Linked DNA regions of Mus musculus: all the other regions are linked to region 3. A link is a loop called in an ENCODE intact Hi-C map of the cell type or tissue named here. Cell type or tissue: left cerebral cortex. All regions are shown on one strand. Region 1 overlaps Atp8a2 (ATPase, aminophospholipid transporter-like, class I, type 8A, member 2). Region 2 holds the start of Atp8a2 (ATPase, aminophospholipid transporter-like, class I, type 8A, member 2). Region 3 overlaps Gm33582 (a long non-coding RNA gene). Region 4 overlaps 4930563I02Rik (RIKEN cDNA 4930563I02 gene).

What was found. Peaks named below come from ENCODE experiments on the same cell type or tissue, not always from the same donor. Only the 100,000 strongest peaks of a DNase experiment are listed, where the experiment ranks them.
Region 1: a loop joins it to region 3, with 10 times the contacts of the local background. A loop is called at or near these places in 6 of 42 quality-filtered maps.
Region 2: a loop joins it to region 3, with 2.1 times the contacts of the local background. A loop is called at or near these places in 2 of 42 quality-filtered maps.
Region 4: it touches region 3 in a loop (2.8-fold over the local background); 2 of 42 quality-filtered maps call a loop at or near these places.

Annotation. Positions count from the first base shown.
Region 1 is chr14:60,023,180-60,031,179 of GRCm38, forward strand. Atp8a2 (ATPase, aminophospholipid transporter-like, class I, type 8A, member 2) reads right to left here. Exons shown (of 36, transcript NM_015803.3): 10 at 4,770-4,935; 11 at 3,746-3,873; 12 at 2,962-3,039; 13 at 270-358. Among named protein-coding and RNA genes, the nearest start is that of Atp8a2, 60 kb to the right of the region's middle. In left cerebral cortex, no CTCF peak of the experiment used is centred here; DNase peaks (open chromatin) are centred at 3,666 and 4,030; H3K27ac peaks cover 450 bases.
Region 2 is chr14:60,083,206-60,091,205 of GRCm38, forward strand. It overlaps Atp8a2 (ATPase, aminophospholipid transporter-like, class I, type 8A, member 2), which reads right to left and starts at 3,709. Exons shown (of 36, transcript NM_015803.3): 1 at 3,377-3,709. The coding sequence starts at 3,477. It overlaps 4930563I02Rik (RIKEN cDNA 4930563I02 gene), which reads left to right and starts at 4,301. Exons shown (of 3, transcript NR_166718.1): 1 at 4,301-5,069; 2 at 7,943-8,000. In left cerebral cortex, no CTCF peak of the experiment used is centred here; DNase peaks (open chromatin) are centred at 3,682, 4,086 and 4,374; H3K4me3 peaks cover 892 bases.
Region 3 is chr14:60,172,171-60,180,170 of GRCm38, forward strand. It overlaps Gm33582 (a long non-coding RNA gene), which reads left to right. Exons shown (of 3, transcript XR_874667.3): 1 at 1-1,995; 2 at 4,621-4,767; 3 at 5,695-8,000. Among named protein-coding and RNA genes, the nearest start is that of Gm33582, 4.5 kb to the left of the region's middle. In left cerebral cortex, no CTCF peak of the experiment used is centred here; DNase peaks (open chromatin) are centred at 4,766, 5,081, 5,522, 5,734 and 1 more place; H3K4me3 peaks cover 2,583 bases; H3K27ac peaks cover 1,953 bases.
Region 4 is chr14:60,093,663-60,101,662 of GRCm38, forward strand. 4930563I02Rik (RIKEN cDNA 4930563I02 gene) reads left to right here. Exons shown (of 3, transcript NR_166718.1): 3 at 2,219-2,425. Among named protein-coding and RNA genes, the nearest start is that of 4930563I02Rik, 10 kb to the left of the region's middle. In left cerebral cortex, no CTCF peak of the experiment used is centred here; DNase peaks (open chromatin) are centred at 3,184 and 5,172.

The DNA.
Region 1 (8,000 bases), 150 kb before region 3:
AAACGAGTAGTCAGGAGATGAATCCAAACACAGAGAATGAGTAATTCTTAGAGTATGTGTACAAATCCACAGGTGCCCTGGGACCTCTCAGCAATGTTGAAGAGACAAGTCATATTTTAGCTGTTTAAAGATTCACTGGGGAACCCACTTTTTCCTTTAACATATTTAATAGCAACCACACATCCAAATCCCTCAACACAACAAAATAACAACCATGCTTTGTTGGAAGACTAGGAATGGGGTCTCCCGAAGTTGGCAAACATACTCACCCATAGGTCACACCAGCAATGCTACACTTCTTGAAGTTCATGATATTACATGTAAGAGTTCCAGTCTTGTCTGAAAACAGGTATTTTACCTAAGCAAAGAATAAACAAAATGCAGAGAGAGTAATAGGGAGCTGGAGAGACCTGGGTTCAATTCCCAGCAACCACAAGGTAGGCCACAACCATCTGGAACTCCAGCTTCAGGGAATTTAGGGCCCTCTTCTGGATTATCATGTGGTACACAGACATATGCACAATCAAAACACCCATACACATAAACAAGTAATTTTTAAAAGATGGGTGGGATAAGATGCAAGGAACAAGACATGAAGTTGTCTGTATATCTGAAAACCTGCATGAAATTTAAATGTGAGTCAATAAAGGTAAACAAATCAATCATAAGTGATGTACTTTAATTCATAGACATTTACAAAACCTTTTCTATTACTAATTCTACACTTGGGTAATGAAGAAAAGAAGCTTCTGTAACCCCTCTGGCCAGGTCTGTCAGCATCACTGGCCAGGTCTGTCAGCATCACTGGCTATGGTCTGTCAGCATCACTGGCTATGGTCTGTCAGCATCACTGGCTATGGTCTGTCAGCATCACTGGCTATGGTCTGTAGCATCACTGGCTATTAGTCAACATTTCAGTGATATAGTTTATTCTCCCAGGTGCTTGCATGTTCTTACAGAAGATGCAATTCTTTTAAGAGTCCACCCATTGACTGGATTAAAAATGGCCAGCATGGCAAGACATCTCTAAAGACACAGAAGTGGCACTCGTGTGTTAGCAGTAACCAACGGCTGCCTAACTGAACTTGAAGCCCACTCAACAGCATGCTAATCATTCCTGGTACTACAAACCTATCCATACCTGGAGCTAATGAGGTCACAGATCTCAGAAGAGAACCTACGACCACCAGACCAGCATATGCCCTGGCTTTTTTAAAAGGTAGTCTCACTGTGTAGTCTCGGTTGGCCTGGTACATGCTTGTTTGACCTTTTTATTTTCTTTCTTGAATATCTGCCTGCTTCTGCCTCCCAAGTGCTGGAATCAAAGGCATGAGCCACCACACCTGGCCCAGACATAATAACTCCTAACTAAATTCTAAATACTTATCCTTACATTCACAGTTAAATGTAGCTCTCACACCTCATCAAAGAAGCTGCTCTTTGCAGCAAAAGAGATCACCAGTGAAACCCACCACTGGCCAAAATGCAGAGATCATAGAGGAAGCTCGGCACCAAGAGATATACCTACAAGATAACGCCTGTACCTAAGGCTCAGGGATCATGGAGGAAGAGGAGGTGAAAAAGACCATAAGAACCAGAGGAGCAAGAAGGCTAGTGTGGAAGTGTGTCTCCTGGAAACAAAAGGGAAGCTACAACCCATGCTACCTCAACAAGACCTAAGCAATGACAGCACCAACAGATAGCTAACTTGGAAAGAGAAATTTTCACCAGGCTGTATCCCTAGCACAGGTAACTCGTGGCTGCTATCGGGGGTATCTACTGCCGTAATAAACCATGATGACCAAAAGCAACTCGGGAGGAAGGTTTTATTCTTCCTTCCAACTCTTAGGTCATACTCTATCTCTGAAGGAAGTCATGGCAGGGACTCAGGAGTGAAAGTTAGAGGCAGGAGCTGATACAGAGGCCATGGAGGTTTACCGCACACTGGCTTGCTCCCCATGGCTCGCTTAGCTGCTTTCTACAGAACCCAGGACCACCAGCACAGGGGCAGCATGTGATTTTATTCTATTTTATTACAAAATTTGACTGAGAAATCTGAGTTTCAACTTTCTAGCAATGACTCAAAATGCTCTGATGTCACTGCAGGACTGATTCTGTCCTTAAGGAGAGAGAAGAGGGAGAGGGCATCTGACCCTATTCCTGGCCCCCAGATGAAGGAGAAGTTAGGCTTACATCTTCCCAGAGGGGCATGTGGCAGGTGCTGCAGGGAAACAAAGGCCAGACTTAGGTAATCTCCAGTCCTCCACCTGTCATTCATCAGCAGGCTTCCCTGAGATGACCTAATCACAAATCTATAAAATGAGCATGTGGTAATCCACCACCTCCCAAGTGGATTGCTGGGAGGATTACGATACATAAAAATAAAACCATAGTCTTTAATTACTTTAGGTTGAGGATAAATTTGATTGTTTGGAGGTATAAGTTGTGTAAAATAAAATCATAGTCTTTAATTACTTTAGGTTATGAATAAATTTTATGTTTCCCAAAAAGGTTCTGCCTTGCAGTAGTTCAATGGAAGAGGCAGGCAGAATTCAACAAGAGAGCTGGGATGAACAAATAGAAATCAACGTGAGACCCAAAAGTCATGATTCTCTGGACTCTGTCAGTGATGCCCGTCCTTCAAACGACCCCCCATGCTTTGTGGGGTGGCCCAATAGCCAATGTCTTACCCTGTTTCCTTGTCATCTGTCCTGACAAACACATTGAAAAAGATCCAAAATCGCATTGTATTGTTGTACAACGTTCTGCACATTGTTCATTCAGATATGTTCTGGGAAAAATTATATACTGTGTCTCTAAAGCCATCTGACAATAGCATTCATTGCCACGTTGCAAACAGTCGTGGATAACTATTCCTGCAAAATCCCCCCAGATCTCCTCTTGCTAACACTTGCATCCTGCTCACAGCACTGCCCCCAAAGTCCCCAGACAGGCTCTCACCTGCCCCAGCTCTTCGTTGAGGTTTGATGTCCTGGCCATTGCAGGAGTGTCATTTTCAATATAATACATATCCATGTCCTGAAAGAGAAAATGGGGGAAGAGGGGAGGGAAAGGAGCCTTTAGACAACACGCACTTCTCATAGCTCATTAAGACTGACACAGAACCAGGCATCTTAAAATTGTTCCATTTTCATTTAAACCTTTTAACTTGGCTAAAACTGGAGCTGCATTGAGGACAGACAATACCTATGACACAATGTCACCCATGGTATTTAGGTTTGGGTTCAAGAGTATCACCTCATGTCCTGTGAGCTGGGTCAGTGCCTTGTTCACGGGCTTATTGTGAAAACCAATGTAAAACACACATGAAAGTGCCTGGTCTGGAAAAAAAATGGCCCAGAGCTTAATAACCATGACAATCCCTTTAAAAATTCACCTCACCCCCTACAGTCCGTCCAAGGTGACTGTCATGATGAAATTGGTGCAGAATGGACAGTCTGGTGAGCACATGAGAGGCCCTTTCCTTCTCGTAAATGAGACTTTGGAAGCACAGCCATGGTGGCCAGATGACAAGCATTCCCTGCGCATCCTCCTCCACCTTCCCCACCAGTGGCTATGCCAGCCATCCGTTTGGCTGGCTTAATCCCATGTTCTAACAGCTAACAGCCTCTATGATTTCTTTTCTGGGACTCCATGAGATGACAACGGCTCCTGGAGAGTGCGAGAGGGCGGTGGCTGGCAGTCCTCCAGCAGCTCATGTTTCACACTCTACTTTGAAACTCACCCAGTTTATGAAGAGGGCTTGCGTGTATTTCACAACCTCAAGTGTCACCAGCAGGCTGATAGGAATCAGATTGTTGTACAAGATGATAAACGTTAGCAAGTTGTAGCCAAAATTATCTGAGTTCGTGTCTATGGACAAAAAAAAAAAAAAAAAAAAAAAAAAAAAAAGATATCCATACAGCTTTAGTGGAAGTCTGCATTTAGTTTCTTCCCATTTTGTTATTTTGGACTTTTTCCCCCTAAAAGATGCTCACAATGAAAGCCTTCCTTATGTGCTGCTCTGGAGACTGAGAAGTTACTGAGCCCATTCACACTCCAAAGACTATTTCAATCACTGTACATTGTACTGATTGCTCTTTAGAGGCTGGCGAAGGAGAGAGAGGAGGGATCAGAAATAGCACTCTCCTGGGAGGGGAGTGCCCTCACTGGCCTCAAAGGGGCTTGTGGTTATTACAGAGGTAGCCATGCAGCACTCTGGGAACCAAGAGGGGAGGCTCCAGAGGAGGCAAGCAGAAGACATCCAGAAAGAGTGGACAAGTAGGTTAATAGAAACAAGCTCACAAGCATTTATTATTTTTTCTTTTCTTTTGGCTCTTTAAGAGATTTGAGATTACACAAAGCACTAACTGTAATTCTATATTGTTAGGTTGACAATACATACATGCAGTGCATATATGACAATAATAGTCTAGAAGGGGAGAGCATGGAAGTGTGCTGGTCTGATGTTTGTGAAGTTAATAGCACAAATGGTTTCTCATGTTGTCATCCCTAGAGCAACCATAAGAAAATGTCTTTTAAAATGGCTGAGAAGAAATCATTTGGTCATAAAACAGTCTCCAGATACACCCATCTTCAGTCTACATGTGAGTCCTAATATGCTTTCTCTACCAGAAAGCCGGGCATAGGTATCATGCTGTGGGGAACAGAGAGGAGGAGGGCATGACTACTACTCACAGACCCTGCATGGAAAGACCTTCCAAGAGATTTGACCCACAGAAGTGAGCAGCAGTCACCTCAGGACTCACCCATCTTCTTGATGTACCAACTCTTTCCGCCATGAGACCCATTCCAGAACAGGGCCCCCACAGAGCTCACCAGCGCCATGACCAGGAGGATACCAAACAGCACCAGGATCTGCACGTTGGTTACCTTCTCAACATTTGATCTCTTGAGAGGTGCTTTTGTTGAATTCTGTGAACCAGTATTGAAAGTCAGTAACCACCACAGAACAGGCTAGATGTAGGGGTAAGGAGAAATGGAGTAAAACAACCACATTCAATGATGGAAATGAAAAAGATTATTTCTCTTCCAAATATATAATGGAATTAAAAAGTGCATCATAGTATTGAGTAAACAGACTAGTTTTTAAAAGACATTCTACAGTTTAAAGAACTTACCTGAGGTGATTTGAATAAAAATGGCTTATATATTTAAATGTTTAGTCACCAGGGAAGGGTACCATTTGAAAGGATTAGAAGGATTAAAAGGCGTGGCCTTGTTGAAGGAAGTATATCACTGCAGGTATACTTTAAGGTTTCAAAAGCTCATGCCAAGCCCAGAGTCTCAGTCTCTCTCTCTCTCTCTCTCTCTCTCTCTCTCTCTCTCTCTCTCTCTCCTTACTGATCTTAGCTACTGCTCCAGCATCTACATGCATACCACCATACATCCCTACATAACAATAATGAACTAAACCTCAGAAACTGTAAGCAAGCTCACAATTAAATGCTTTCTCTTGAAATAGTTGCATTGGTCATGATGTCTCTATACAGATTAGATCATTGACTAAGACAACACCCCAACCCTGCATGATCTATTCTGTACTTTCATTTACACCTTTGCACAACATTAACAACATTCACAAGCACAGTGGCCTCTAGCTAATGTAAGTCTGGTCTAAAAGCAACCAACATACAGCTAATCCTTCAGCTGAGGAGAAAGAACCTCCAAACCAATAAGTTAGCTCTGAGATAAGTATCAGAGATATTTTTAAAGCATGCATGTTCCTTACAGTAGAAAGGAATGAAAAAGGAAGAAAGTACAGATATATCAACAAAGTAAGAGAGAACATGGGTAGATAACAAGGCAAATGGACAAAGGTTCACTTGAAGAGCTCAAGGAAGGGCTTTTACAGTGAAAGAACCTTGAATTGAGTTATGTAAAGAAGATAGTCAAGAGGGCAGGAAGAGAACAAAGCCTCATGCCTGGTAAAAAACAATTTGGTTGGAGCTAAGGCCTATGTTGGGACCTGGGTATACCAAGATGTTTGGGAAAGCTGCACTTGAGGCTCATGGCATCTCATATGGAAGATCTGAGACTACATCCTCTCAACAGCGGAAATGACAATCATGTGGTATCAACAAGATAATTATATGCCTGAATCAATTTTATAGAAGAAATTTCCAAAGATGATTAAGATATGCCAATGATGGGCCCCAAGAAGAACTTCACAGAGATGGCTGGCCTGAGTTTCCTGGATGAGCTCAGTCTACTGCACACGGCTCTCATATCACAGCACCACCCATGTCTCTCCAAATTCCATTGCAGACCCAGAAATTCTGTTCACTTGTGAGCACCAGGGATTCCCCACTGGGGATGAGGAAGTTGGGTAACAGCGACACTTGGGAATTTTAGGCTGTCTTCTGGGTATGTTCCTTTTATTCTGCAATGTTGTTAGTTCACTAAATTGTTTTTTTTTTATGGACTTTGAAGAAAACTCTTCCAGGGTCAAGATGAAAATTTGTTAGTAAAGGCCATCTTATAATCAGTCAGGCGCCACAGGAAGGCTGCAGGGACAGTACACTCACATCTGACCTCCAGCTGAGATCCAGGAGTCATTCTATTTCAAGACTGATTATTCAAATCCTTTAAATTCTGTATTTAATTAAAAGTCATTAAATTTGCAGGAAGGAAGAAAATGACAAAAGCTTTCATTTCTGTGACCCTGTCAGTAAGTTGAAGTGGTTGAAATCCAGTCAACCACTAGGGTTAAGAAAACAGGTTTTTTCATCCAACACAAGGAAACAACCTAAAACTCCAGGTTTTAACACAAGCCCAGCATGGAAAGCCAAGCTCAGCACACTCACTCCCTTTTCCAAACATTTCCACTTGCAACAATGAGTTTTTAATGCTCAGTTACTACTAGAACAATGAGTTCTTTTATAAAATTCTTAAAGGACACTATTACTCTGATGTCTGGGACTACAAGAAAAATAGGTCAAACTGTCAGGTGTTGCAAATGTTGGAATCTGACCTGTATTGTATACATCTTACTCCTCCTGAGAAAGCAGACATCAGAATGCTAGTCAGAATAAGCCTGGAGTGTATAGACTTGGACTTTAGACCTGGTCTCACTCTTTCTAGGTGTGTAAGCTAAGCTGGGGTTGATTTGATTTAGTTCTTCTGTCTTTAAAATAGCCGTACCAGGGCTAGAGAGATGGCTCGGCTCAATGACTAAGAACTGGCTGTTCTTGTAGAAGACCTAGGTTCAATTCCCAGTGCCCATCTAGTTGCTCATGTAACTCCAGTTCCAGGATCTGACACCTTTTTTTGCCTTCTGGCCTCCGCCAGCACCATAAACACATGGCACATGGAAATTCATGCATGCAAAACACCTATACATGTTAAATTTTAAGATATTTTAAATAATAAAAACACCTTCCTCATGCCAAAGAATAAATGAGTACATATATGTGACTCAGAAAACAATGTATGCTTTATTATAGCCAATGTTTCCTATAGTTATCAATTGATTCTTTGCCACTAAGCATGACCTGAGGGAGCTCTGACAGGTGCAAGATACACAATGGGAGTTCAGGAACCCAAAGCCATCCAGCTCCGGCTCCACTGTCAATTACACAAGTGTAAACAGTTAGTTCATGAACAGAATGGCTTCCAGCTGTGGATGTTATTTTATATTCCTTTTGAAATTTCATTGTTCATGTTGTTTCAGCCCTAAAGGCACGGCAAGTCTAGCACATATGTTTCCTGGGTTTTCCATCACTCTCAGTCTGTCAACAACAGTAAGTCTTGCCAAGGTTTGTCACACACAGGGCAGGAAAAATGTCCCTTGCCTTCAAAGGATGAAAATGACATGAGCTCATCTTGTCCACTGAAGACATAATGGGGAGGTTCTGATATAAAGTACACTTGGCCTGAACCCTGAAACTGTAATATTAATATGTGATCTAGAAGAACAATATTATATCCTGAAAAATCACTCAGGTTATGAGGGAACTTGGAAACAACTTGACTTCTTA
Region 2 (8,000 bases), 89 kb before region 3:
GCCATAGTATACCACATAATCTTTTACATACTTTCCCAGATGCTCAGCAGCCCCTTTCCCCACTGTCAAACACCAAGCGCCTGCAAAAGCAAGTACAGAATAATTGTCAGGGCCCCGAGAGTCCCAGCCACAAAGGGCCTGAACAACCGTAAGCTAGAGAGGACAGACTTCAAGACAACCCTGTCAGTGGACCATCAGGCTCCTCAGCTGTCCCCTCAGACCCTTTCTTTCCAAAAAGCTTAATTTAGAAACAACACACCTGGGGCTGTAGCATGTACTTAAGAGTGTGTAAGGCAGGCTCCATCCCCAGCCCCAGAGGGAGAGTGGCAGTCTGAGGACACCCATGTTCCTGATGATGAGAAAAACATCCTTTTTACATGGAAAATTATATTAAGAAAAAAATTCTCTAGTGATTTCCTTTTATGAAAGCCTTCCCTTCAATAGCTTAGCTTTAAAGAGAAATCCATGTTTTGTAAACTTGACTTCAGCACTACTAAAGTGCTCCAGTCCCGTGGCTCAGTGCTTTGTAAAAGCCCTAAACTCTAATGTCAAGAAGCTTTGTAATCAGTTCCTAATGAACTGCAAGTCATTGGCAACCATTAGTGATTCCCATTAATACTCAGCAGAATTGGAACATATATTCCAAGGTGATCTCACAGAAGCTCCAGGACCACACTGCAAAGTTCTTAGTCTATATCTGGTGCTTTTTGAAAAGTTCTTACAGGATAAACCATAAAGTAAGAAAGAAATTGTCATTTTAATACTTAGTATGATGTAAATGAATCCATATAGCAATACAACGGTAGTAAGCCTGCTTTATTTCTAGCCAATCCAATACACATACACATACTTATTCCAAACCCTTCTCCCAAGAAAGTATAAATGAAACTATATTTTCACGTAACCAGTTGGAATTCCTCTCAGGATAAAACTAGCTCTAATACAGACAGGTATGGAGGCCCCGTTACTCTTAAATGTCTGCCTCCTGTCCTAGTTTTCCTTCCATTGCTATGATAAGCACACAACCACAACAACGTGGGGGCAAAGGGTTTATTTACCTCAGCCTATTTGTTGAGGCCATCACAGGGCAGGGCAGGAACTCAAGGCAGGAACCTGGGGGCAGGAACTGAAGCAGAGGCCAGGGACAAGTGCTGTTTACTGGCTTGCTATCTGTGGCTCATCAACCTGCTTTGTTATACACCCAAGGACCACCTGACCAGAGATGCCACTATCCACAGTGTGCTGGGCTCACCTACAGGAATCATGTACTAGGAAGATGACCCCCCACCCCTGTCTTGGCTCCAGATCCATCTAATGGAGGCATTTTCTAACTGAGGTTCCTCTTGCTGTGTGTTTCCTATGCAAATGAGAGTCTGTATTTTATTAGAACTGTTTCAAACCTTCACAGAGATACTGAAATTGGCGGAACCAAGCAAAAATACCTTTTGAAAAGCACTGAAGTTTATTTAAAAAAATGACACTCCAATCCTATCTCCTTACATAATATTTAACTTCTTTAAAAAATGACCTGAGTGTTTTTGCAAGGAATTCAATAGTAGTATGAAAGGTGAGGAGACATAGAACTACATGGCCAATGCTGGGCTCCAGACAGCTTTTCGTGTATTCAGAGTAATAGCCATCATCCTATCATTCTCTAACTCCCACACCTTCACCTTCCTTCTCCAGGCCCAGAAACCACTAATGTGTCAAGAAACACTTCTCTCTTTGGGGCATATCACATATATCATTTCATATGACTTTTTACGACTTGCTCTTTCATTGACTACTTTGAAGGTTCATCCACATCATAATATTTTATAGCTAGAGTCATCTGAGTGAATCCCTCAGTGCATGCATGTTTTGGCCACCATGAGTTATGCTGCTATGAACATCTGTGTACACATGTTCGTGAGGACCTCTGTTTTCATGTGTGCTGGCTATGTATACCTAGCATTGGAATTATCCGATCCTATGGTAACTTTACCTTGATCCTTTTGGAGGCAGGCCAAACTGCTTTCCAAAGCAGCAGCCCTATGTGTCATTCCTATTGGCCAAATGTATGAGGCTCCAATTTCTCTAAGGCTTTTACAGATTTCACTATCTGTCTCTTTTTTAATTAGTCGCGCTAGTTTGTTAAGCTCTAATGTTCTGTTTGTAATGTCCCACATCTCAAAACAAGCCTATTTATTCAGGAATGAAGTCTCAGATATTCTAACATTTACTTTTTAAATTTAAAATGTGTTCAAAAGTCGTTCTTGAAACACAAAATAAAGTCACACAAATCTAACACTCCCTTAATAAAGGTACCATCTATATACATACATACATACATATGTGCACATATACATTGTTATTCTCTCCCAAATCCTATCAAGCTATAGAAATGACCAACCAGACCTTGCTGCCAGTGTGGCATTACCAAGGTACTGTAATAGTTAAATATCTAACCACAAAGTTTTAGCCGAAGCAAAAAACAAACATACAAACAAACAAACAACCTGGAAATCCAGACCTGAGTAGGATGTTCTAAGCAGCACACTAAACTATCCTCAGAAATCACTCACAGACATGAAGTTGGTCAAAGCTCAAAAGTTTAATGGTGGCTCAAAGTGTGCTAACACTGAGCTAAGAAACAAGCTTTGCACAGCAGCAAGAATTTGCTTGCTAGTCAGATAAGTGGGTTTGATTTCTAGCTTTCCCATTTAGTAGCTATTAATATATGAGCGTAGTACAAGATTTCACATCTCTCCACTCCAGTTTCCTGATCTGGAGGCAATGATTTGCTCCATGAGACACTGGAGATGCGCAGCTAAGGCGCCTAACACAGTGGCCAGCTGACAGAAAGCAGACACAAAAATGCTACCCTCCATTCATATTTCTGCTGACTCTGGGCAAGACTTCCTAGCAAATGAGAAGACCCTTAGCAAATGCAGTGGATCACTGGGAAATAAATGTGAGTCCCTGTAGCCTGTGAGACTCACATTCATTCCCTTATAAAGCACTTCCCCACAGATGTTCTGCAAACTACTCAAGAGAGCTGTGACAAAGAGAACCATCATTGAGGTTTCAGGGAGACTATGGAGATTCTTGGAAGGCAGTAAGGGGTGAGAGGACACCTTCACTTTTATCGGTGGCATTAGAAGAACTTCCATAAGGCCCACAGATTGGCTGGGCACAGCTCTGCATAGGAGAAGGCAGCATCTGTGTTCACATGGCCCACTGGGCGCTGGGTGTGGACCTCTGGGCTCAAAGTGGGTGCAGGAGGCAGAGATGCAAAGTGCTGGGGAAAGCAAGTGAACTGAGGGCCGCCCGGGTGATGGAAAAGCCATCCCGTGAATGTGAGCATTGAGCTTCACCCGGCTGCCTGTTCTCCTACCTGATCCGGTTGTCGCAGAATTTGTTGAGATGAGATTGGTTGAGGTAAATTATGCGGGCCGGTGCCTCTAGCTGGTCTCCAACAGACGTGGCCCGGGACATCTCATCCTCTGCCTTCTTGTAGCCCGCAGAAGAACGAACGGGTCCTGCAGAATCGAGGCGCGGGGAAAACAAAACACAAAGAAATCAGCCTCCAGGCCCGAGGCTGCGAGCAGGCTGCAAGCGGGGACCAGCCGCGAAGGATGCTCTGGAGAGACTGGGGCCGCCTATGCACCTAGCCTGCCCCTGGAGACTAGACCGTAGCCACAGCCGCCGCCGCAGCGGCAGGCCCCGCCCCACTCAGCCCCGCCCTGAACCTGTGAGGCCCCACCCCTTTGGGACTCGAGACGCCCCACCCCGACCTGTAAATAGGCTCCACCTCCTGGGCCCCGCCCCGCCGTGGACCTGTGAGGCCCCGCCCCTCCCCCCCCACCCCCCCTCCCCAAGCCTCATCCCAACCTGGATTCGTGGCGAAGGTTCCCAGGCTTCTCTAGCTCTGGATTTACCAGAGACCTCACGCTGCCCTGGACCTTCAGGAGGCCGGGTGGACCCAAGGTAACCCCATCTTGCCCGACCCCAGTGCTCCTGGGAGTCTGGCAGCCCAGAGCGAGATGGGGATGGAGCTGGCTGCACGGGTAGCTTGTGGTACCCGCGCTTGCCAGGTTGGCCCAGGGGCAATGGCAGGAGGGCTGCTTTAGTCTGCCTGAGATTGGAGAGGAGGCTAAGGGAGTCAGTAGCAAAGCCAGAAGACCTCCACTTAGCCGAGGCCACGCCTTGTCCTTGCACTCGGAACCTGGTTTTTCTAGAATCCTTTGACAATGTTTAGTCACAATGAGACAAACAACCCTAGCGAGATACCACAAGTGAAGTCATCACTGCTGAAAGTACTTCCACTGTGAAATCAGTCCCGCACCAGGTGGACAGAGCTTGTCTCCCACTGCGATCCTGCACGAGCTCTTCTGCTGGTGTCCATAAATAAGCCAGATCACCTCAAAAGAGCAACTTCATCTCCAGCTCTGGTCCAGCATGTGAGCTCCCAGTTCCTTCTTAAGTAGTTCCTGTGGCTCCTACACAAGCTTCCCTGCCTCCCAGTTCTATAAAACTGACAGCAAGCTTTATTTAGAAGCCTTTGAGCGGGCTTAACTCCCCAGCAGTTTTCTTAGGTGTATGCAGAAGTATATACTACACTGTGTGCTCACGTGTGTACACACACACACACACACAGAGAGAGAGAGAGAGAAGCTCAACCCAGCATCCCCTCTGGGAAAAGGCAGCCCACCTTGAGAAGTAACCTTTAGGGAGAATCAAAGCTCTGCAAGTGGAACCTTGTTTTCCTTAACTATTCATCCAACTAACGCTTCATCTTCTCTATCAAAAAGGTGTATACTACACACCATTTGCAAAACTTGAATCTTACGGGAGTCAACTCCCATTTGCTAGCTACAGATATATCTGTTTGCTGACATGAAGAAAATCTGGAAAACTACACTTGTGTTTCAATCATCTTAACTTGACTACAAGGATTGTAATCCCCAGCAGGAGAAAGCAGAATCTGAGAGGCGAACTGAGTATCTCAAGTGGACATACTATGCAGACCAGTGAAGAAGTAGTAAGCCTGGAGTCGGCCAGCATCCAGACCACACACCGGGGCCATGGTAACAAGCCAGATACAGTCCTTTTCTCTCCTCCTTCTTTTTTTTTAATACCTTTTATTAGGTATTTTCCTCATTTGCATTTCCAATGCTATCCCAAAAGTCCCCCATACCTTCCCACCCACTCCCCTACCCACCCACTCCCACTTTTTGGCCCTGGTGTTCCCCTGTACTGGGGCATATAAAGTTTGCAAGTCCAATGGGCCTCTCTTTCCAGTGATGGCTGACTAGGCCATCTTTTGATACATATGCAGCTAGAGACACGAGCTCTGGGGGGGGGGGTACTGGTTAGTTCATAATGTTGTTCTACCTATAGGGTTGCAGATCCCTTTAGCTCCTTGGGTACTTTCTCTAGCTCCTCCATTGGGGGCCCTGTGATCCATCCAATAGCTGACTGTGAGCATCCACTTCTGTGTTTGCTAGGCCCCGGCATAGTCTCACAAGAGACAGCTATATCTGGGTCCTTTCAGTAAAATCTTGCTAGTATATGCAATGGTGTCAGTGTTTGGAAGCTGATCATGGGATGGAACCCTGGATATGTCTGCTCCTTCTTCAATGAGTGCACCACACCCAGGCTATCTCTTACTATAGGAGCAACCCCTCACCTCTTCCACCTTCACCCCCTACTTTCTAGTGTCTACCCTAGCCAGGAGACAATGCCAAGTCCTCCCATTAAAGAGAAAGGGCAGCAGGAAGCCATGTCTACTTCCATATTGGCTACCCCATCAGCTCTGCTTCCTGGGTTTTAATCTAGGAAGACTGGGCTTTGTCTCATTTATTTTCTTTCAGTAGGCTAGGAATAGAGCCCCGGGCCTTTCAGTACCCCTCCACTAAACCATATTTCCAACCCAGTCTACATTTTAATGCACCTCCTACTTTTGGACAAATGGAGATACGTTTGTGAATAGCCTGTATAAAAGAATAGGGTTTTTTTTTTTTCCTCTCTGCCACTTGACGAGTTTCGTTTTCCACCTCAGCATTCACTGCCATCACCTGACACTATTTGTGATGTTTCCCCATATCCAACAGCCCAAGTTCCAGGACACCAGAGATCTGTTTTGTCTACAACAGTTACCTGAACTAGAATCCCAGAGCCCCACAGCCTGGCACATGATGGGAACCCATGAAGGATGTCTTCGGGTTTCCCAGGTAGAGCTATAGTGACCAGCACGGAGGACCAAAGATCTACCATTAGCTAGGATCAAACAGTCTGTTGACAGAACTGCACTAACATACTGGCTCTCCACTCCTCTAAGCTCTGTGTCCATGAAATCCATATCACCAAGGGAACTCCCTCTATTTACTACTTTGTGAACCACATCCTCCCCGATTCTGCGCCGCACTGCTTTGTAAGGGATACTCATAAACAGCCACACCTGAACAATCAGTTGTTAGATGCTTGTTTAGGAGATGTCTCTTGTCCTCAATCAAGTAGTTTAAGGAATCAAGTGGCAATCCAGAGCATTACAGCAGCCTGGCAGTGAGTGGTCATTTATAACCAAAACTAAGAGACTGAAGGTGTTAAGGGAGGTTAGAGGTAACACAGTAACTTGAACTTTGAGTGGGAAAGTGGCTGTGGGCAGACTGCAGACTGCAGATGACACGCTGGGTTGAGAAGGGCCAGCTTTGAGCTGGGTTTCATTTGAAGCCACAGAAGATGTCTAAGCAAGAAAGAGGAACACCCAGCAGTAATGGGGAAAGCAGCAGGAGGTTGGCTATACAGACAGCTGTGCAGTCTAGACACAAGCTAGTAAACACATGGGTTGACAGAAGAATGAAAGAAAACTTAGACCTGGAAAATGTCTCATAGGGGAACCGGAAGACTTGGTTTTGAGAGAGGGAAACTGGATGTGTGGGGTATAAAGGGTGAGAGGACTGGATACCTGCAGTTTAAATCAGACTAGGCCAGAAAGCACCACAAGAGAAATAATGGAGTGACTGCCTGTGGTTAAGGGCATATACTACTATTAGACAGGACTTGAGTTCGGTTTCTAGAACCCATGTTAGGTGGCTCAGAACTGCCTGTAAATCCAGTTTTAGGGAACTGGACACCACTGGCCTATATGGACACTTGCAAGCATATGACATATATACACACACACATACACATAATTAAGAATAATAATAGTTTGCCTAGGCAATTAAATTCTGACAACTACTATTAGTGCGGAAAGATTATTAACACAGATAAGTGGCAACAGAACAAGATTGACATCATATCTCCCAAGTTTTAGAATGCAAAAATGTTCATCTTCCTATACTTTTAACAGAGCCACACTAGGGGACTTTATTTCTATGAAGAAATGGTTAATCATCCCCAATGCCAAGATTCAAATAAATTCCTTCTACCTCTATGACCTCAGCTTGACCTACCCCTGAACTGGAAGATATATTTTCAAAATAACACAGATTTGTATTGCTTAAGTAAAACATTGTGCCATTTATAGCAGGGCACATCATGATGAAGGTTTCAAATTTGGACTCCTGAGACAAACCCTGAGTTAATGCATTTTGCAGATACCACCACACAATAGCCAAGCATATGCTTATAGCTCCCCCAAATAAGCAGGCACAGTGTCAGCAGATAGATGGGTCAATAGATAGCTGGTAGATGAGGAAGAAACCAAAGTGAAGGGAAAGGATTAAGAGAACAAGACTAGTGAATGGACAGGTGCCTCGGTTTGCTCCCACAGAAAGCCGTGGACAATTGATAGTCAAGCCTTTGAGGGAAACTTATCTTGCCTAGTCCTGAAGAATGGCTATCACAGCAGCGGTCATAAGTTTATGGTGGGTGAATACAAACTAAACCCACTGGATTGGATGCCTCTTGAAGGCACCTATGCAGCCATGGAACCATGGACTACTTCCTTATCTAGGCACTGACCCCTGCTTCCCTCATGGACAAGCTCAGGAGCTACATCTATGCTGTGCAAT
Region 3 (8,000 bases):
AATCCTTCAGAGAAAGGGGCCCAAGCCCAGAACTAGGACATGTGCGGGTGTGTGGTAGTAGGGTAGTGTCACGAGCCTGCTGCACAGCTGGTGAACAAACATCGCATCTGTATACTTTTGTTGTTTTGATTTGGTTGTTGACACAAGTTCTTATTAATTGCCCACCTTGGCCCAAACTGGGCTCAAAAGGTACACATGCCTTCCAAACAGCTGGGAGAGGAGTAAAAGCCACATCTGCCTGCACCTCACAGATGCATGTGCCCGGGAGGCACACGGACATAACTGTTCCCACCTCCGTGCTGCTCAATGCCACGCGGCAGGTTACGCTTTGTGTCTGCCCTTGACAATGCTATGGGGAAACTGCCCGGTCATAAATGTGAGCTCACTTTTATTTTTAGCCTTTCTTGGTGGTTGTTAACATTCTTCCCTGAGCACTTTTACTGGCGCAAAAGGATGTAAGTAACATCTTGTCTCAGCGTGCTATCGACTGGAGGTTATATTTAGTAAGTGTGAAGAGCCCCAGGGATAAGGGGGTGAGACCCTTCTTCAGAGGCACGGTATGAACATCCTCCCATAAGCCATCTGAAGGTTCTGGGAGAATGGCTTTAATGTAATCCATTTGTCTAGCTGGCACCTCCATCAGACGAGGATGTAAGATAAAGCATCCATTGTAAAAGTGAAATCAATTATTAAACAACTAAAGCCATCAAATTAGGGGCAGAGTGGCCACCTGCAGGCACAAGACAAGACTGCCTTTCAAAGGAGAGAACTGCCACACTTGAGAATTGACATGTCCAGTGGGTGTAAGTGTGTTGGGGGGGGGGTGACAACTGTCAGACATTAAAGAGTGGACAGTGTAGGATCAGGGTAACTGGTGAGTGTAACTCTGCATCATGCACACTTAGACATGCCTCTATGTAGCCAGATCCTGGGTAACACTGTCTAACTTGATCATGCATCTGGTAATTAATGCATGTGTATGCGAGTCACACACACACACCACTGACACAGCTCTTGGAGGGGGGTGGGGGGAAGATAAAGTCTTTCTTTACATCCTCATCCATAATGAAGGTAAAGAAATGGCCTGTAAGGAACCAAATGACAATGTCAAAATTTGAGTCCATTTCTCTCTAAACCTACAGTCTGGAGTTTTACCCTGAAACACATATTGTCTCCAAGAACTTCCAAACATAATCCAGACCTTCAGAGTAAGTACAAAATTACCCAGGACAGAGGTGGGTCAAGTCTGTGTGTGGAGTGCCCTGTATAGTGCAGAAAACAGAAGCAGAGATGAGACCCATATCTGCCTTATTTCCTACCAAGGAAGAGGGAGCCATCTAGAATGAGCGAATGAACCGGTCCTGTTCAGATCAGAGCTGATCCGGAACTGCACCAGCTCTGTGGGCCTCAGTTGGTTCTCCTAGAAATTAATAGGCTGCTCTGAAATAGTTCACTGTGAAGTGAAGGGATTAAAACTACCTTGTGCCATTTTCCAGCTCCAACATTCTAGTATCTGAGCTGCTGGGATCCTTCCTATCTTTAGCCGTCCTCACCCTTTCCTTTAAAACTCAGGCCAGGTAGTTAGGTTCACACAGGAGCCCATTGGAAAATCAAAACCAAAAGGAGCCCCTTACTGACCAGAAGAGGGCAGGGGAGACAGGTCTGTTGCTGCTATGTATTCAAATGCTATACACTATCTGAAGATCTGGCTGTCCCAAAGCCAGGGCCAGCCAGGGAATTCTGCAGTACACCAGCTTTAGTTGGATAAACCTTGCCCCGCCCCCTGCCCGAAAGTTATCCTAATTGGTTAATAAAGATGCCTGCAGCCTGAGCTAGGCAGGAGGGAGGGAGGCAGAGCAAAAGTTCTTATGCTTGGGGTCACAGAAAGAGAAGAAGAAGGAGAAGGAAAGAAGAAAGTCACCATGGGGCAGGTGGATCTCCAGTGCATGGCACGGGGGCTGGCCCGATGGAGTGGAGCAGCCCAAGTAGACCATAGTAAGTGATGTCTCAGAAATCACTTCCACAGGGAAGTAGACGAAATAGCGTAGAGGGTTGATATCCGCTCTGCTTTAGCGTATTTAAGATTATAAATCTAAAGGTTTCTGTGTCTTTTATCTGGGAGCAATATGGTCTGAAATGGGGTTAAAAACCCCTAAAAGATATTTAAAGACAGCAAGGGGGTACAGCAACCCGAAGAATAATAATCACCACAATAGAGATGGAAGGGTTGGGTAAAAATGTTGGAACAGCCCTGCAAGAGCATTTTCAGTAGGACTTGTAGCCATGCAGGTCCCGTATTTAAACTTATTAAAGGTATCAGCACTATGCTCGCTGCCTGCCTGCTCTTTATTGCCAAACTTTTATGACACCAAATTCAGAAACTCAATGATAGGGAAGACTCGTCTTCCCTAGCGAACAAGGATGTTGCAGTCCCCAGAGAACAGCTCCCCCTTCCTTCCCATCCTCGCTCCCAGCCGCCACTGCCTGCACACCTGTACACACTCTCTGCTTCGCCTCCCTGTTCACCTGTGTCCTTTGCCTGTGCATGTAGGCCCCAGGCTGGGTACAAGCTGAGAGCCACCAAGAGCAAGTGTGCTTTGTGCTTATCCCTAGTCATTGGGCTCTATCCAGAGAACACCTATCCTGTTCAGGGCCCTGTCTCCAGATCCCTGAAGTGTCTGGCACACAGAAGGTGGTCGTTGTATATCCAGGACCTCAGGCTACAGCCTGTCACAGACAACTGGGCTTTGGATCCCCATCACTTGATAAGTAAGAGATCACTGTGGAGAAGAACTGAGAAAAGTACAACAGGGCACCCTGAGCAAAATGGGAGCCTAAAGCTCTCTCGCCAGAAATAATGACCCCAGGTGGAACTGCTTTGCTAAACAGCTAGTTTGGCTGTTTGGCATCTGCTCTCAAAGGACTGTTAGCCATCAGACCTGCTAGTTTGCAGAAAAATGAGAAACAGTGGGAGTCTTTGAAGATCACATCACTAATATTGTATGGGAGTACACAATCGTCAGGCCTTTTACCCAGGTCTCCACCCGACCTCTCACCCATCCATGACTTATGTGTTCGAAATAGACCTGTGTTGTCAAGTCTCACATTTTATCCTCCACACCCCCACATCTGCCTCTAAACAGCTCTGCTCTGAGCCCTGCTTCCCACTGTGGCTCATGCCACAGACCACTGAGAAGCCCCTGTCTGGGATATCCTTCCTGTTGCGGTTGGACTGCATAGTCAGTCTTCAAACAGTGCATTCTCTCTCTTACTTCTATGGGAACCACTCCATTTGCTTCTCCCTCCATTAGCTGCAAAGCATAGCCTAAAAGGGTACCATGAACAGTCTGTTTCCAAGCCCGGTCTTCTAATCCTCTCTTGCACTCCCACTAACAGATATCTCTCCCCACAGTTACACAATAGCAGCTCTTCCAAGGTCATCGGTGACCTCCACGGAAGAGTCAAGCATCAATGCCCAGGTTCTTTCTGGAGCTTTTGGCGACATTCCTGACTCCCCGAACTGCTTCACACCCGGTTCCAAAACCTTTCTGTTGCCTCTAAGAGCCTCCAATTTGAAAATAGTGAAGTGCTCAGGACACCTTCTGATTCCTCTGGTATTACTTATATAATTTTTGGAACCCAGCGAGATGCCATGCACCTTGCGCAGAAATCAAGACCCAAAGCTTAACAACTGCAGAACATTAAAGCAGGCCTCTCCCAGGAGGAGGCCCTGTGCGCCTGCAGGAAGGGACCCATGGAGGCATCCTGGGAAGCACCTGAAAGTCAGGTCTCTGGCTGTGAACTCAGGCTCATGAGCTAGTCTCTACTAAACATCCCTACTAGGTTCTCCAGCAGGCACTTCAGATGCAATATGATCAAAGCTAAATCTCTCAATCTCCCATCATCTCCAAAGAACTAGCACTCTGCGCTCTCCCCATCCAAGGGTGTTTCTTTCTTCACAAAGCCTTGTACCCTTGGCACTGCTTTGGAAAGCACACATTTCCTTCCCTCTGGTACCTAGGCTGTCCCTCTGATTGCTCCCTGATGCCCCTGGGACTCTCCACCGCCTTGACTTGATATTTTGCCTGGTGACCTTTTCAGGAAAGGATTCTGCTCAAGACGAATGTTGCGGTGTCCTGATATTGCCCATGTTACTCCCTCACATTGCTCAATGTAAAGGTCGTTTATTTTTATATGTCTATTATCTCAAGACAGACAAAACCATAAACTTGACAAGGGACTTCAGCTCCAAACCCTAACCTTGAACGCTCATCAAAGATCTACCCAGACTCCTTTCAAAGGGGCCTGAAATGAAAGACGGGCATCGTTTTGGAAGTCTCCTCTAGTTTTGCATTATCTAAGCTCTGGGTCACCTATCAAGTGCTGTAGCGACAGAGTATCTGTGTGCTGGGGTCATGTTCCCTAAGTACATTACACAACAAAGGCATCTACAGTGAATGGTTGGAGAGGCTGTGTTGAGAAGCTGTGTTGCAAGTCCCACCGAGGCCCCTGCAGCTTCTGACCGCAGTGAAACCCTGCGCTACTCTGTCCTTAGAGTAAGCCAGAGCACTTGGGCCCCAGGTGGTGAAAACATTATTAGTGACATTCTGCTTCCCTTAGGTCTCTGTACAAGACCATACACTCGGTGACGCAAGCAGCCAACCTGAGAGGCAAGAAGTTCCCTACACTTGCCAAACTGTGCCCACGACAACTAGGAACAGGACAGAAAACGGCAGCTCCAGTCCTTTCCAGCATCAGCATCACCGTGTAAGGGCGCACAGACAGGCACGCGCGCGCGTGCACCAACACGCAAACGCGCACGCGGACGGACACACACACACACACACACACACACGAACACACATGGATACACGCATACACACAGACACATGCACACACGCATGCACAGCGTGCCAGGGGGGTGAGACTTCTCTCACGCTCGCCGCCCCTCGCCCCTTCCGCACGGTGTGAGGACTTTTGGCCGCGCGAGTGCAAGGTTGTCTGGCCAGGGGTCAGCAGGGCGTGGCGTCCGGAATCCCGCAGCTCCAGGCGCCCGGGGGAGGGGACAGGGCGAAGGGCGGAGCAGTGTCTCCCAGCCCTGGGCGCCGCCCCCGCCCCGGTGGCCCACCCTCCCAGCTCACCCACGGACGCGCCGATCCTCGCCCTCCGCGGTAACGACATCTTAAAAGCCTGGTCCAGGCCCGCGCCGTTCAGCATCGCGCGTGGCTGGGAGGCTGGGAGGCCAGAGGCGGGCGGTGGGAACTACGCGGGAGGCTGGACGCCAGGACCACTGCGCCAGGGCCATGAGCGAGCGGGCCGAAGGCTGAACGAGCGCCGCGGGTCGCCCTAGCCAGTGCCCGCAGCCTTGAGGCTGCGCCGACCGCGCCTCCCGCACCGCAGCGGCCAATGCGGCGGCGCCCGGAACGCCGCGGCGGCCTCGCTGGCCCGGCAGCGCGGGGGCGGGGACCCGCCCGAGGCTGCGCCGCCCGCCCGAGTCCTGGCAGGTGGCTCGGGAGATGCGGGCAGGGCTGCGGGGCTGGGTGCGGACTCCCGGAGGAGATGGGCGCATCTGGGCGGCTCTGGGCCCCAACCAGTCGCTACCTTATCTCCCCTGCCTGTCCCTTGTGCTGTGCAGCGGTGGGTCCTCCGACTTCCTTCCCTTTTTGTTAGCAGCTTCTGCTCTTTTGTATCCAGCCCGACAGGGTCTGCATGGGTCCTTCGTGCAATAAGAATTTCCAGGTTGAGACCTGAAATTCAGTGAAGTGCTGGGTCTGCAGCTCCTGTCCTCAGCGGTGTGTCACAGACCAGAGACCTCCAGAACGCTCACCCACCACACACATCCACTCCCACGAAACACGCAGTGCACCTTCTACATGCAAACAAATCTATTGAGAGGTAAGGGATGACTGGCCCAAGGTCACTCGGCTTGCTTTTGTTTGATTTCTCCCTTCACTTAATGTTTAAACTGAGTCCTTCTGAGCACAGTTCTATGGGGGGTAGTGAAAAAGCCAGCTAAATCTTTACTGTGTCTGACGAAATCTTGGCTTTAGACTAAAAACAGAAAAACAAACCAGCCAACCGGATTCTGATCTTACTCTTGCAGAAGAGATCAATCATTACCTTTCCTTTTACATAAAGTGGGGGAGCCTCAGGGGCTTGGAGGGCTATGGAGTGATGGGCTGTAGGAGGTAAGAAGGCGGTTGGCTCAACACGACTCAGTAGCCAGTGGTGGTTCAAACTTCAGGAGTCTAACCACGAGTGGTGTATTTTAAGCATATGTAGCACAGCCGAATTTGGTGAAAACTATTCTGGTGATGAACTCAATCCCGTGCGCACAACAAAGCACACATAAACTTCCTTAAGAAACAAAGTCAGCTAAATACGGATTGGACGTGACTATGCAAGTCCATAAAGATAGGTTCTATAGATTGACTGAGGGAAAATAAGTTTTTGATAAGAGTCTCAGGAAAGGTCTGGTGCCAGGAAAGTCTCGGGCCATGCAAACAGAAAATAAAAAAAAAAAAAAAAAAGGCCACCAGGCTAGGAACCGTCAGCCCTCTGGGCCAATGACAGGTGCTAATTCTTTTCTTTGAAGGGACAACCCTGTGTGCTTAGCAGCCCAGGCTCCCCACTTGGGTTATCTGTGAGCACAAACACCTCCAAGCCTCTTATGATAAAGCATGGACTCTGGCCCTAAGGGTAAACATTGTATCTGAGAAGAAATGACTCTTTAGCAGGAAGGTCCAAGAAACAGGAAAGGGATCAAGTGTTGAGCAGAGTGAGCTTCAGGGCAGCCCAACTACTCAGTGAGTCTCCCAGGCTGCTGAGGGAGCTCTCAAAGCTTAGGCTGACCATCGCACTGAAGCGGTTGGAAACATTCGTTTATTATTATATATGTTATCATCAGCATCCCCCAGACAGGAAACAATGACCACAACTCACTGAGAATAGAAAGAATAGACAGTGGTCGTTTGTAATTGTTCTCTGATTTCGTGGAATCACAGCATAAGATGGGCTCATTGCTCCTGTCTTTGTAGGTACCTTCTGGTAACCAAATTGTCCAACAGCCCTGGAGAAGTGTGGTGACGGTAGCCTAGGAAGGAAGGAGTCTTATTGTGCTGGGGCAGCCTGAGCTCACTCCCAAATGTAGCTCAAGATGACTTGAGACTGGTGGCAATCCTCCTGCCTCAGCCTTCCAAGTGTGGGGATTACAGGTATGAGGTATCATGCAGGTTTGTGGGAGGAGCAATAAGGCAGTCAGTTTACTTGCCACATGCAGGATAGACTGTCAAGGGCAATCGGGGAGTATTGCACTTATCTCCATGGTAAATGCCCCTCATTGCCTTTGCAGAGTTGGAAAGATTAGGTTGGTATTAGGCACAGAATGCAGACCTCAGTCCCACCATCCGGTGGTAAAAGGAAGAAAAGGCACACAAGACAAAAACCAAGCAATAAGCAGTGTTTCTTAACCACAACATCCAAAGGCAACAGAAATCACACACAGGCTGTGCTGCCTTTGAGCAGAAACCCTTGTGTCCTTGCCAGAGGTAGTCTGGCCTGAAGTATGGAAGATTTACCAACGGGAGGAAAGAAAGTCAGACATAAAATCCAGAGCAATGGGCGAGTCTGTGAGACCTGTTTTATCTCTACTTGTATGAAAGCAGAACTTTCAAGATAATTGCCTCAATTAATTGGCCATAGCTGCAGGTTTTTCCCAAGCCTGGAACAGAGCAGCCCCTGGGGAGAGGAATGAGGCCTTGGGAGAGCCAGCATCACTGAATTTGACTAAGCCACCAGCTCTGGAACCATTTCTTTTCAAAATGTTTACATGTGTGACTTTTTATAAACACACATATGCAACATTTTTTTTAAAGACAGTAGTGTGTGGAGAGCACATTAAAATATAGAGAAAGATGAATCTCAATCTAAACACCCCAAAACAGGCCTGTAACTCACCGATTCTCTCCCTTCCTCCTGCCCACAGACCAGTTCCTTCCTCA
Region 4 (8,000 bases), 79 kb before region 3:
CACTGACTTACTACTGGCCAGTTAGTGTTATAACTGTGAAATCTTTATTTTTGTATGTGGAGGTGCTGTGAGTGGAGGTATATATGTATGGGGTGTGTGTGTGTGTGTGTGTGTGTGTGTGTGTATGTGTGTTATGTGCACACATAGAAGGGTGTAGCCATGAGTATATAGGTGTGGAGGCTATAGGTCAATGTCAAGTCTCTTCTTCATCCAGTCTCCGCCCTATTTTTAAGACAGAGACTTTTATTGGACCCAAAGCTTATCATTCAACTAAGATGACTAGTCAGTGGGCTCAGAGATGCTCCTGTCTCTGATCCTAAGCTCTGACATGACAGAATCATAAAAGCATATGGATTTTCTAAAAGAGGTAGTGATCCAATTCTGTGCCCTGATTCTCACCCAGCAAACCCTTTACCAGCTGAACCATTACCTCCAGCCCCTAGTATTGTGAACTCTTGAATGATAGACTTAAACCAGAAACCTTCTTAACAAGTGCACAACATCTTAGACCACAGGAAAGACAGGACTAAGAGCCATATCTGCAGAAGCTTGAGTTCCGATCTCCTTATACTTGGTCATGCTACCCTGTGAGCTAAGCTAAGCAGCTGCCCACTGAGCCCTGGTTTCCTTGTCCACAAAATTGAAACTGATTATAGAAATCAAAGGGTGACGATTGTTCTAAAGAGTGCAAGTTGGTAAATATTTTAAACTTTGGGTCATGTAGGTCTCTCATATTCCTTCTCTTTCCACACCCTCTTCCCTTCCTTCTAATCCTCCTCCCTCCTTTCTTAGAACAAAAAAATCTTTAAAGGCTTTTTATTACTGTTTATTTCTTCAGAGTCTTCCAAATGGCCTTGTGTTAAAGGCTTGATCACCAGTAGTCGCATTATTGGAAGATACTTCAACCTATAGGTGGGAAGGCCTAATGGAAGGAAGTTAGGTCATTGGAAGGGATATGGGGACCCAGATCTCTTCCATCCTGTCTTTCATTCCTAGCCACCTTGGGGTAAGAATTTCTTCCATCATGGGCTCCCTCCATGATGCTCTGCCTTACTGTTGGACTAAACTCAACAGGCCAAGTGACCATCAACTGAAAATCTGAAAACCCAGGCCAAAATAAGTTTTCCCTAAATTGTTTACTGGGCTATTTTATCATAGTGTTGGAATGAGGACTGATACCATTGTTACCTCACAGATCAGCTTGAGCCTCCATGCCAGTTTCAAAGCGCTAATACATGCAGAATTCTTTCTCAGTTAGATGATGCTATCCCCATTCCACCTCCAGGAAATAATAGCTTACATCTACCACCCAGGCCCAGATCCAGGGCTATGAGTTGGCCCACCCCATTAGATGAACTTCTAGAGCCCATGAAAGGGCCAATCCTAGAAATCCAAAGTTGAAGGATCTCCATGACACAGGGCAACAACAGAATATCTGAGAGAAATCCCGAGAAGGATCCAGAATAACAGAAAGCAGAGGCCTCAAATGAGACCAATGACTCAATGTAATGAGCATTTACAAGCAAAGATGTGTAGACAAAAGAATATACTGTGTGACACACTGTGACACACTACAGCTTCCACAATGAGATTTTTCTTTTCTTTTAGGGGAGAAAGTTACAAGGGTGGAGGATGGGTACAAAAGCACAGGGTGATGAATGGGAATGGGAGCATGATGTGAAATTCACAAAAAATCGGTAAATACAAAATTCTAAAAACTCTATTACTTGACACTTTCTAGATGTGGCCATTCAAATTTTTATAATGAGGGGTAAGAGGTTAATTTGTCTTTCTCTTACTTGAAAATTATACAAAGGTGGCTCTCTCTATGCCTCTGGGCACGCCTCCACTCTAGGAAAGCAGAGTTGTGGCTGATTACAGAGCTTTTCAATCAGAAGCATGTGCAGACACACAAACATACATGCATGCTTGCAGTCTAGCGAGCATGCACACATGCACGCACGCGCACACGCGTACACACACACACTCACACACACACACACACACACACACACACACACACACCTCCTAAGACTTTCAAGCTTAGCTCTGGCTTCCACACCATATTTGCAAAGCTGTTTCATGGCTCTTGAGAACACAGGTACATCAGCGGCAGTTTGGGTGCTAGAGAGAGCCAGGGCTGATTACCTCGCCTAATCAGACAGACACAATGGCAGTGCTGGGCAAATGCAGAATGTGGTTATTTTTGCCTTGGCAGACACACTTGAGAGGCTTCTCAAGACCCCAGTTTGCACAGACTGTGTCTCTCCAAATATAACAGATGTGATCCACTCCAAGCAAAAAGTTCCGAAGCTCAGAGAACAATGGGAAGATGACAGTGATGCGTCCGGATTTCTTATTTCTGTCAACACTTACTGGATTCTTTTCTCTTCTCACGGGAATAAAGAGAATGCAGCAAAAGTAATAGGCCGTGGGCTGTTTATGACTTGAAATATTGTGGATGCTGGATTCATTCAGTGATCAAGTACCTCCTACATGGGAGGCATTTTGCTGGGTGGTGGGAGGGAGAAATACACAGTTGAAGGCATAGCTTTTTTGTCAACCTGACACAAACTAGAGTCACTTGGGAGGAGAGAACCTTAATTGGGGAATTGTCTCCATCAGATAGTCCTCTGAGCATGTCTATGAGCCATTTTCTTGATTAATGATTGATGGTGGGAGGACCCAATCTATTGTGTGCAGTCCCGTTCTTGGGAAAGTGGGTCTGGGCTATTCAGGGAAGCTAGCTAAGTAAGCCAGAGGGGACAATCGATCAGCTTTCCTCCATGGCTCTTGCTTCTGGTCCCACTTGAGTTCCTGCCCTGACTTCCCTCAGGGATAGACTGTGACTGGGATGTGTGAGCCGAATAATCCCTTTCCCACTCGTGTTGCTTTGGTGCTAAAGCAGTGATGGGCATCTTGGATCCTGCCCCTACATCATCAAAGTAGCAGAGAGCCAAACTACGACACTTCTATTCAGTAAGACCTGCAATACAGACTTCTGATCTCAAAACCCATTCTGTGTCCTGTGCTAACTCATCTTGTAAATTAAGCGAAGATAAATGTGCTTCTCTGGAAATGTATCTCATAGATAAAACCAGACTTTAAAGGAAAAAAATCTATGCTACATAAATTCTCAGTTCAGAGAATGAGAATTCATTCCAGGCTGCGTTGCCCACGGATTAAGTACAAGTGTAGTAATTTTTTTTATAGCAACCCTCTCTGCCAGTAGAGATTCTCCGCTGCTCCTGGGACCTCAAACCTGGACTCCAAGCAGAGACATCAGTTTTAAAATCCCATAGAGAATTCCATAGTCACACATTGCAGATATAGGGGGCAGGGTCTAAGATACCATCACTGCCTTAGTACCAAAGTGCTCCAACCCCTTCCACAATGGCGCAGCATCTGCATCTCAACTGCATTCATCCTTTCACTCACCTCTAGATAACACATCATGCCTGACACAGCCTAAGCTACACATAAACAGACCCTGCACCATGCTTCATTATCATATGCATGACATCCATTGTTATTCTTAAACATTTTCTATCCAGGGTTGCCTGACTCTGCAAATGTAGACCGTGCCAGCACAGAGTACCAACTTCAGTTTTTTAAGTTTATCCCATGAGAAGAGAAAACTCCTTCCTGTCTCTTGTGCCTCCGCATTAACTTGACAGAACCAGCATTGATGTGAGCCTATCTACCGAAATCCCTGATCCTGTATGCCCTCCTAACACTGCATTTTTATAACACAGCATCAACCACATGAAGACTTCCTTTGCTCATTTTCTAGGATCAGCTTTTGACATATGCTCCAGGAGGCCAGGCTCATGTTCATACTAGCCATGCATTAGCCATGTGCCTCCCCACAGAAGAAAGGCTTCCGGTAAATGTGTCCTGGACACGAACCAAGTAAACACAGGAGCTTCACTGTCCTCCTTAAAGTGGGTGTAGGAAGATGCAATTCCTCAAATTCATTTGCAGCTACTCTGACCACCTCTCCCTCCTATGGCAACATGTAACAGACAGCTGGAGAAAATGGAAATGTCTAGTTGCTTGGAGCTCATGCTATTGGAGTCATTTATGTGAGCAACTTTCAGTATGTCGTGATGAAGGATGTTTCGGTTCCATGGTCATCCCATCTTCTCTTGTGCCTCTCCTTTAAATGATACAGTGTAAATGGAGGGGAGGGACAGAGGTATGGAGAAGAGCTGGGCTCCTTAACAGAAATGTTGTCTGCTTCCTCTGGTCTACAGAACGATGACCTACTCTTCCTGCTTGGGGTCACGACTACAGCCTTTGCATGATCTGCTGGGCTTTATCAAAGGGTAGGAGTCTTTGCAAGTGGCCCTGCCTCACCCATGCAGACATAGAAGCATCTGCCACCTACTGGAGGCCCTCTGTTCACAGCCCTGTTAAGGGGCTCCTTGCTGTCCAGTCATCCCCCAAAACTCCACAGAAAGAGTATGGCAGGTCAGGAGAGCAAAACCTGTTGTTCTCAGTCATCCTTAATTATCTCTCATACCTCAGCTCTCTGTTTGGAGAACTTTCTACACAGAAAGAAATGGGGACCTGACACCTGTGCTCTTCTCTCTCCACCGCTCTCCTTCCACTTCTCCAACAATCAAAGGCAGAGGCAGCTTTCGTGAGCTCGCCTGATGCCATTCTCCAAGCAATGCCTAAAATCCCACGGAGGTGCCTCTCCTTCCAGGCAGAAAATGCTGAGGCCTGAACCATCCACCAAGCACTTTGTACACATGCTGAAGGGATCACAGTAAGCTCAAAACAAAATTTCCCTAAGTCAGTGTCCTTGTGTTTCTTGACATGGCTTTTCTTTCATGGAGGCCCTAAGTCCGTGGAAGTAAGATGCCATGGACAAGGGAAAGGCACATTCATTGTCCTCATCCATCTACCAAGGCAGCCCAGCTTGTCATGATAGCGCATCCTCCTTGGTCACAGCAACCCAGCATCTGCTTCCATCAGCGATCTCAATGCAACCTCTAACGTGTGTGTAGTCGGACATTAACAAATCAGTTGAGGCCTCCCTTCCCAGCGCCCTGGCAAAGCAAAGTTTCCCAGAATTCTGGCTCTTCCTAACTTTCTCGCTGATTTGACATTTTGTGTATCACATTTTCTTCTCAGACGTAGAAGTGAGAATACTTAAATTTAGGAAAATCTGTTACAGCAAAGGCTTATGGAGTGTCTGCCTTGCAATATCCTCAGCCCATTCAATCCTACCAGACCAATCTTGTTCACCATGTCACAGATGGGTCATTTGTAATTACAGTTCTAAAAGGCATGCTAGGCATGGCAGCATATGCCTGTAACCCCGCCACTTGGCAGGTGAGGGCAGGAGGAACCCTAGTACAAGGCCAGGCTAGTCTACATAGTGAGTTTGAGGCCAGCCTGGACTACATACGAGACATTATCTCAGGAAAAAGATAAATATGTGTCTTTTGTTGAGTCTACCACTATGCCAGGTGTTCTATATTTACCCATATAACAATCATACTCACTGTAGAGATAAGGCAATGAGTAATAAATCAGCCAGCTAACATCCAAATTTAATTTCCCTATTTGTTATGAGAGTCATTTTATGGTTGCTTCAAGGAGTATCCTAAAATGACCTTCAAATCTATTATCAACTGAATCTTCTATTACTCTAAGTTTTTCTCTGAAAATAAAAATATACCCCTAAATTCTATGCACTATAGGGCAAGGAAAAGAGAACGAGAAGAAAGAGAGGAAAATTCCATTGGCTCACAGGCATCCAGGTTTGACCACTTCACACTTAAGCCCAGAAAGTCAACCCCCATTGCTAGAGATTTACCACCTTGGAGTGAGGAACACACAGAAGAAAGCAGGGTGTCAAGATAGTGAAGACAAGAATTTATTCATCATTATTTAGAAATTCCAGGCATCATGTGTGTACAATACAGGAGTACAGATTCTCCCTGGATGCAGGAAAAAGGAACCCTTGAACGCTGGGGAGTGGGGATATAAGCTTGCACAACTACTATGGAAACAGGCATAGACTTTCTCTAAACATTGAAAACAGAAACATCATTCGATCCGGCGACGCCGCTCTGAAGAGTCAAAGTCAGCACACAATAGAGCTACCTGCATCCTGGTGATCACCACCAAATGAGTCATAATCTACTTATAACCAGCCAAGTGCTACCAATAGCTAGATGGATAATGAAAGGATGATGCACATATATATGGATGTGCACACACCCACAATAGAGTGTTACTGTACCACAGAGCAGAATGAAATCAAACCATTAGGATGGAAAGGGGTGGAAGCAGAGAACATCATGGCTAAGGAACATTCGCCTGACTTAGACAACAATGCTTTCTCTCATATGTGAAGTCTGGGGGAAAAAAAAAGAAGACACGAAAGGGGAGATAGACTATTAGAATGGGGCAGGGGCTTAAAGAGGGCAATGTGTCAGTACAATCAAAGTACATCAGAGGTGATGCATACCACAGCAAAGCTCACGATTTGGTTTAATTAACATACACTCTTAGAAATCCAATTTAGAAAGTCATCTTCTTGCATTTAATGATCTTGTGGTCTGGCGTGGAAAATCAAGAGCAGGAGAGCTCACAGCAATGAACATTGGGTGCTGCTCTCTGCCTGGAAGTCCTCTTCCTCAGTCTGCACTCTTCCTGATTATGACCCATCATTAGGACACAGCTTAGGTTTTCTCTCCTCTGAGGATATATGGTAACAACCCAGGTTGGGCTAGATGTCCCTGCTTCAGGTGCAGCTGGTCCGGTTTCAAGAAATACCTTGCTACATCTCACACAACCCTGCCACACATAGTCATACTGTGTGCAGCAACATTCATGGAATGCTAGTAAGAGGGATTGCCAGAAAGGCACTCCAGACAATGATCTCCTTAGCCATTGTCCATCCTCACTCTTGAGAGGGCTCACTGCTCCACAGTGCTCCCTTTGTCCACTATCCACACTCACACTTAAGGGTGCTCCACTCTGTTCTGTAAGAAAATGAAGTGTCCATACAAGTTGATCTCACATGAGTTCTTTCAAGAGAGATGACAAGGACTGGGAAGCTGAGGGCGTCCACAACAAGATCCCACTCAGCTGTGGTTGGACTTTCTTTGCCTTCAACATGGGAAAGGTCAGGACTGTCCTTCCTTGGACCATGGAAGTTCTTCCCTTAGCCCTTACAGTTTTCCTCAGTGTGTGCAATAGCCCTCCTTGGAGTCTCTGCCAGTCCATTCAGCACTTGTCCTAAGCGCTTTTGAGGTACTTTTCTATTATTAAGGTTAAATTCTGTGTGTATATTCTCAATTGTTCTATTAATGTCTAGTCTGTTTTCCAGGATCTACAGATTCAAACCACATCAGACACTACCATCACTTTGGGCAAACAGCCTAGGGAATGGATCTTGGAATTTCATACTGAAATGAGTTATACCTATTATAATCTTAGTAGTGACTATGTTAGTCTTGAAGATTGCTTGCTTAACTGTTATCTGTCTTTTATCTGTTCTATCTCCTTGCATCCAAAGTCACCTCACCCTTACATGGTCCTATGATGATCTTATTACATCTATCTGGGGTCTCCTTGATTATCTTCTAGGAAATTAACACTGGCAAGAGTGGAGACTCTAAAGCCCCCTATTCCTCTTTGCAGCCGTAAGTAGCCAAATCAACTGGACCCCATCTCCTACATGATTCAGGGACCTCAACTCCTGAAGATGCTTTCTTGGATATTAGCAGGATTGTAGGTCATTGGGGATGAACTTTTTCACAGTCAGCAGCTTAGAAAGCAGGAACCAGAGGGCTCTGCCGATTGCTCAACACATGGTCACCCATAACCTTGGCCCTGTTGCAGGCATGACTTGGATCTACTTGGGAGATCTTACTAATAGATCACTAAACTTCATAGAATTGCTAACTGGACAAAGGCTTTCTGATAAATAACAAGGGAACAAAAACCATTGTTTCCTCCTGAAAGAGTCAGTATAG